Linked DNA regions of Homo sapiens: region 1 is linked to region 2. The links are chromatin contacts, found by Hi-C or POLR2A ChIA-PET in ENCODE. All regions are on one chromosome and are shown on one strand. The core of a region is the stretch at or near the end of the contact, and the rest is flanking DNA. Distances in the headings are between cores, read along the strand shown. Region 1 holds the start of UFC1 (ubiquitin-fold modifier conjugating enzyme 1). Region 2 has its middle 29 kb from the start of SLAMF1.

What was found. Hi-C counts contacts between places; a loop is a spot of excess contacts on that map. ChIA-PET counts read pairs that join two places held with the same protein, here RNA polymerase II (POLR2A). Pooled maps may share reads with other maps.
Region 1: a pooled map shows a loop between it and region 2 (5-fold over the local background). The contact joins the promoter of UFC1 here to the enhancer-like site in region 2. A Hi-C loop is called at or near these places in 2 of 168 maps with a recorded cell type or tissue (HCT116 and heart left ventricle) and 1 of 50 pooled maps. POLR2A ChIA-PET finds 5 or more read pairs at or near these places in 4 of 52 experiments (A673, GM12878, HEK293 and 1 more).

The regions. Positions count from the first base shown.
Region 1 is chr1:161,152,300-161,155,349 of GRCh38, forward strand. It overlaps UFC1 (ubiquitin-fold modifier conjugating enzyme 1), which reads left to right and starts at 1,679. Exons shown (of 6, transcript NM_016406.4): 1 at 1,679-1,821. The coding sequence starts at 1,699. RefSeq lists enhancers at 1,261-2,041, 1,279-2,478, 1,367-1,416, 1,507-1,556, 1,597-1,986.
Region 2 is chr1:160,673,976-160,677,130 of GRCh38, forward strand. No RefSeq gene overlaps it. Among named protein-coding and RNA genes, the nearest start is that of SLAMF1, 29 kb to the left of the region's middle. RefSeq lists an enhancer at 247-863 and a silencer at 714-823. Within about 2 kb of position 1,801, at least 6 of the 41 ENCODE cell types and tissues checked have a DNase peak (open chromatin) inside an H3K27ac peak, as active enhancers do.

The DNA of each region.
Region 1 (3,050 bases), core at 429-2,928, 480 kb after region 2:
AGCTGGGGTTTCACCACGTTGCCTAAGCTATTTTCGAACTCCTGGGCTCAAGCCATCTGCCCACCCCGGCCTCTGAAAGTGCTGGGGTTATCTGCGTGAATCACCGCACCCGGCCAAACAAGATATTTAAATCTATAATTAACGTTTTTAGGTTTTATTTATTTTTTGAGACGGAATCTTGTTCTTGTTGCCCAGGCTGGAGTGCAATGGCAGGATCTCGGCTCATTGTAACCTCCGCCTCCCGGGTTCAAGCGATTCTCCCGCCTCAGCCTCCAAGTAGCCGGGACTACAAGCGTGCGCCACCATGCCTAGCTAATTTTGTATTGTTAGTAGAGACGGGTTTCACCAGTCAGGCTGGTCTGGAGCTCCTGACCTCAAGTGATCCACCTGCCTTGGCCTCCCAAGTTGCTGGGATTACAGGCTTGAGCCACCACGCCAGCCAAACAGGATATTTAAATTAAAGCCAAAATGGCCGGCGCGGTGGCTCACGCCTGTAATCCCAGCACCTTGGGAGGCTGAGGCAGGTGGATCACCTGAGGTCAGGAGTTCAAGACCAACCTGGCCAACATGGCGAAACCCGGTCTCTACTAAAAATACAAAATCAGCCGGGCGTGGTAGCACATGCCTGTAATCCCAGCTACTCAGGACGCTGAGGCAGGAGAATCAATTGAACCCGGGAGGCGGAGGTTGCGGTGAGCCGAGATCATGCCATTGCACTCCAGCCTGGGCAACAAGAGTGAAACTCGGTCTCCAAAAAAAAAAAAAAAAAAAGCAAAAATTAATGTGTTTAGATTTTAAGTCCAACTGGAGTTTGTTTATTGTTTCCCCACAAGTAATCCCAGCACTTTGGGGAGGCTGGGGCAGGAGGATCGCTTGAGCCCGGGAGATGGAAGATGCAGTAAGCTATGATCGTACCACTGTACTCCAGCCTGGGCAACAGATTGAGACACTGTCTAAAAAAAAAAAAGTCTAGGACTCAGTGAATGGCTAGACTAAGGCAGAAATCTTGCAGGGATTTGTCTTTTGATTCTGCATGGTTTCTAATCTTTATCAGGAGTTAAACATCCTTCTACAGGATAACTGCATCTAGAGGCAGGACTATATATAAGCAAAGGAAAAGTTCTTCGAAGAGGAAACACGAATCGCTCGTTTTAGGAAGTCAGTGCCTTGAAAAGCGCCTTGGGGTTGGGGGCTCGGGGCTGGGGGAGGGATAGCATTAGGAGAAATACCTAATGTAAATGACGAGTTGATGGGTGCAGCAAACCAACATGGCACAAGTATACCTATGTATCAAACTTGCACGTTGTGCACATGTACTCTAGAACTTAAGGTATAATAAAAATAAATAAATAAGTAAAAATGCCTTCAGCAGCCTGAAGTTCTAAGAGCTTTCCAAGTTTGGGAAGGTGTCCGGGTTTTCTGCGATTACTTCTCTGAGCATGAACGGAAGTCACCCTTTGTGCCTTATGCGGTGATTTTAATGATAGGTGTCATATATAGGACGGAGTAATCTGTTTACATTCTGTTCTTCTCGATGCACTCACAAGCGGGTAACTAGGTGACAAGAAAACAAAGATCTTATTCAAAAGAGGTCTTACAGCAACCCAACGTCTCATCTTCCCATAGTAAAGATGACGGCGCCTTGAGGTAAGCTACAGGCAACACCACTTCCGCGTTTCTCTTGCGCCCTGGTCCAAGATGGCGGATGAAGCCACGCGACGTGTTGTGTCTGAGATCCCGGTGCTGAAGACTAACGCCGGACCCCGAGATCGTGAGTTGTGGGTGCAGCGACTGAAGGAGGAATATCAGTCCCTTATCCGGGTTAGTTGTGTTTCTACAGTCTAACGCGTAGCATAAGGGTTGGGAGAAATCAGGTGTCCTCAATAATAGGCTCCGTGTGGAAGCCGCTTCCGGTTTTTAAGTTTAACGCCCAAATTCATAGAAATGGGACTATTGTGGGGCTCGGGGACTAAGGAGGGATGGTGGGGAGAGGGCAAAAAAGACTCGGGTGAGGTGCACAGTGGGGCCAGACCTTGCGGCTAAAAGCAGCAGTTATTTTAGGGATACGCTTCCCCAGAAGGTGACGTGTCTCCCTGGCTACAGGTGTTTGTTCACCTGGATGTGAACAAAAATCCTCAGGGCGCCAACTCCCAGTCCGCATCTCTCTGCCCCCTTCTTCACTCTTCACTGTTTTGTTTGTTTGTTTGACGGAGTCTCGCTCTGTTGCTAGGCTGGAGTGCAGTGGCGCGATCTCGGCTCACTGCAACCTCCGACTCCCGGGTTCAAGCGAGTCTCCTGCCTCAGCCTCCTGAGTAGCTGGGACTACAGGCGCGCGCCACCACACCCAGCTAATTTTTGTATTTTCAGTAGAGACGGGGTTTCACCGTGTTGGCCAGGATGGTCTCGATCCCCTGACCTCGTGATCCTGATCCACCCGCCTCGGCCTCCCAAAGTGCTGAGATTACAGGCGTGAGCCACCGCGCCTGGCCTCACTCTTCACTCTTTCAAGCCACATTAGGGCTGAAAATTCAAGTAGGTGTTAACTACAGAGAGTTGGGGAGTTTAGCTCATAGTTAGAAACGGGCTGTCTTCTCAGTTATCTCTACTGTGGAAGGTGAGAAAAGTTTGTCTTCCTTGTAGTTTCTGCCTGCTTCAAAGACCAGCAGTTCTAGTTCTCCTACCTCATGTATTCATTCACTAAAAAAAAAAAATTACTGTGCATATAGAACCTAGGGAGGAGATACCAAGCCGAATAAGGAGGAACTTACTGAGGTAGACAAAACCAGATCATTATAATACAGTGTTTAAGTGGAGAGAGACTGAGACAGATATGGACAGATATAAAGCGAGAAATGGCTAGGATGTTTTGAGAGCATAAGAGGAGACATCCAGTTTGCATTCGGTCACGGAAGGTTTCCTGGAAGAGGTAATGCTTGAGCTGAAACTTAAAGAGTAAACATAAGCTAGCCTGATAAAACATAAGAGTAGAAGGACATTCAAGCCAAAAGGGACAGCATGAGCAAAGGCATAGAATCTAGAAACGGCACAGG
Region 2 (3,155 bases), core at 551-3,050:
AGTTCAGTCACCCCTTCCTAAGCCCTAGAGGTGGTGCTGCCCCAATTTATTTGCAGCTTTCTAGAATGTGAAGTCTTTTTGTCCTAGCTCTAAATATGAGGCATTAGGAAAAGTGCCTTTGGAAATCCTATTGCAAATATCTGTTGAGGGAACCAACCAATGTGTTTGCTGCGTTGTCGGCTCCTTAGGAGTCTCTGACCAAGTTAGTCACAGGGATAGGAGACACTTGTTGAGGGGACTGTGTTTCCTATGTCAGTAAAGGAGGAAGGAAACAAACCAAGGCACTGCCTGTCAGGGGATGTGCAGACCCTCATGGGCAGCTGGAACATCAGAGGCAGAATTGGCATGGTGAGGTCTGGGTGAAAAGTGGGAGTTATGAAAAAAAATAATCAGCAGGATGGGATGAGACAGAGGAACAGAAAAATGAGAGATGGAAAGATGATGGGAATAGAACATGATGGTGACAAAAATTTGTAGGAGGAGAAGATGGTGGAGGAGAGAGGAGGAAAGACAGGCAGGCTGGAGTTGGGGGAGGGGACCAGGCAAAAGGAGTGGGCTCTCACTCACCCAACTGGGGCAAAGGGCTGGGCAGAGCAGCTGGCGAAAGAGAATAGAGCCTGTGGTTAGCATTTGCCAGCTGGTGCAGGTGGCTCTGAGCTAAATCCATCCTCTGCCCCACCATGCAGTCTTCTAAGGAGGTTAGAGATGGGGGAGGAGGAGTAGAAAGAATTGTGGGGAAGAGAGAGCACACTCTCCAGGTGCAGGAGCTGCCACTTTAACAAACGCACTTGAAGATAGCCCAAGAACACTGTGGAGGAGCTTGATCTTTTTATTCCTGGACAAGAAGGGACAATGAGAGATGGAACCTTTCTAAGGCTGCTTTGATCATACCAACAGTTGTGTAAAATTATCCTGGCCAAATCCTTTAAATGGCCAAAAACCATTTAAAGTCCAAATCCTCAATGAAGACTTTTGGAAACACTTCCACTCTAAACAACCCACAGCCCTGTTCCTTAAAGAAAGCCATGGCCGGGCACAGTGGCTCACGCTTGTAATCCCAGCACTTTGGGAGGCCGAGATGGGCGGATCATGAGGTCAGGAGATCGAGACCATCCTGGCTAACACGGTGAAACCCTGTCTCTACTAAAAAAATGCCAAAAAATTTAGCTGGGCGTGGTGGCAGGCGCCTGTAGTCCCAGTTACTCGGGAGGGTGAGGCAGGAGAATGGCATGAACCTGGGAGGCGGAGCTTGCAGTGAGCCGAGATCGCGCCACTGCACTCCAGCCTGGGTGACAGAGCAACACTCCTCAAAAAAAAAGAAAGCCTTTCAGGTAATGAGCTCAGCACAGAGCCTAGGGCATACGTGGTAGTCAGTGTTTGTTCTTACTAAGTGGCTTCCAGCATGGGACCCCTAGCATAGGTAAGCACTTGGTAAATATAGGTGGTAAATGAATGAACTCACTGATCTGAGGGGCCAGGTCTATTTATATGTACCCCTACCTGGTCCCAACACAAGGGCCCAATCCAAGCTGCTTATTTGTGCAAAGCCAGATATGAGGGTTACTTTCTCTTAGTCCACAGGAGCTCCTGGCCTTGCCAACCTTCCATGTGTAACCTCATGCTGGCTGTTGAGACAAGCTGGTTCCCACCCCAGACCTACTGATTCAAAGTCTGCATTTTCACAAGATCCCCAGGTGATTTGCTGGCAAGTTAGAGTTTGAGAAGCACTGACCTAATCCAAGGCTTTAAGTTTTACTTAAACTTGCTGCGCTGGAGCCAGCAGAGGGCAGTGCAGGAGCTTGCCTGAGCCGCCTGAAGGCCAAGGGGAAGCAACTTATCCTGACACCTCAGTTCACAAGAGTATACTCATGACTGGAAATTGAGGCTAATTCTGGAGTATCCTCTTTGCACAAAGACAAATGGGCTTGTGTATACTGATAAGGGAACACACTAACCTTTATTTATTTATTTTTTTTTTGAGGATACAGGGTCTTGCTTTGTTTCCCAGGCAGGACTGGCAGTGGCTTTTCCCAGGTATGATCACAGCACACTGCAACCTCCACCTCCTGGCCTCAAGTGATCTTCCTACCTCAGCCCTGGGAGTAGCTGGGACTACAGTGTATGCCATTGCGCCCAGCTTCTACTAACTTTTGATGCATAGACAGATATGAGGGGCTGGGGAACATAAGAACCAGGCCTTGTGACTTCCAGAGAAGGCCGTTGTCTTGGTGTAAGATATTAGTTGTCCTTGAGGTAAATTTGGCTTCACGGGCTTGTGACCTGTACAGTGACACGGGGCCCCAGGTCAGAAGGGCCTTGAACCTGGGTTAGTGCTCTGCTGCTGCTGACACTATCTGGAAATTCTTGATAATTTTCTCTTTCAGCTTCTGCTTAAGCATGCAGGTGAGAAGGGAAGATACATGTAATCTGCATGTCTGCCACCATTCCTTGTTACCCTTTTTCATATCCCATGAGCACAGCACTCCAGCGGACCTACCCAAAATATGTGGGAGTTCAGTGAAACTCAAAGTAAGTGCAAAGTGGTCACGTTATGGGAGCCACTGGCTTTCACAGAGTGTTGGGAGAATGTGTATGCAACAAGAAGTAAAATAAAAAAGTTAAGTTGGGTTTTCGCAGCGTTTTCACACTTCCAATAAGAACAAAATATATATGCATGCATGAGCCACGAAATAGAAATTGAGTAATTGCAATGATCCCAAATATGAATTAAATATTCTATTTTCATTTAAAACTAATGTTTTAAAATATAGAAAGTAAAATTCATGATAATTTAAGTTTTTAATTTGCCTTTACTTAGAACAGCATTAAATAGCAAGCAAATAAAAAAATACCATCTCAAGTAGAGAGACTGTGGAAGAAAAGAAAAGGCTTAATATTTCAGTACTTTTATTGGCACATTTTCCTTGCTTTTTGAGCAAGGGGAGCCAACATTTTCATTTTGCACTGAGCCCCACAAATTATGTATCTGGCACTGCCTTGAGGGATGGGAGGAGCAGGGAACCGTTGGTGTCTGTGACCTGAGCCGTCTAAGGTGAGATTTACCTCAGGTTTCCAGTAACTGGAAATAATACAAATACAATGTCCGCAGAGGCACGCTGGTTCCTCAGCAGCTGAGGAATGTGCTTATTTGTGAC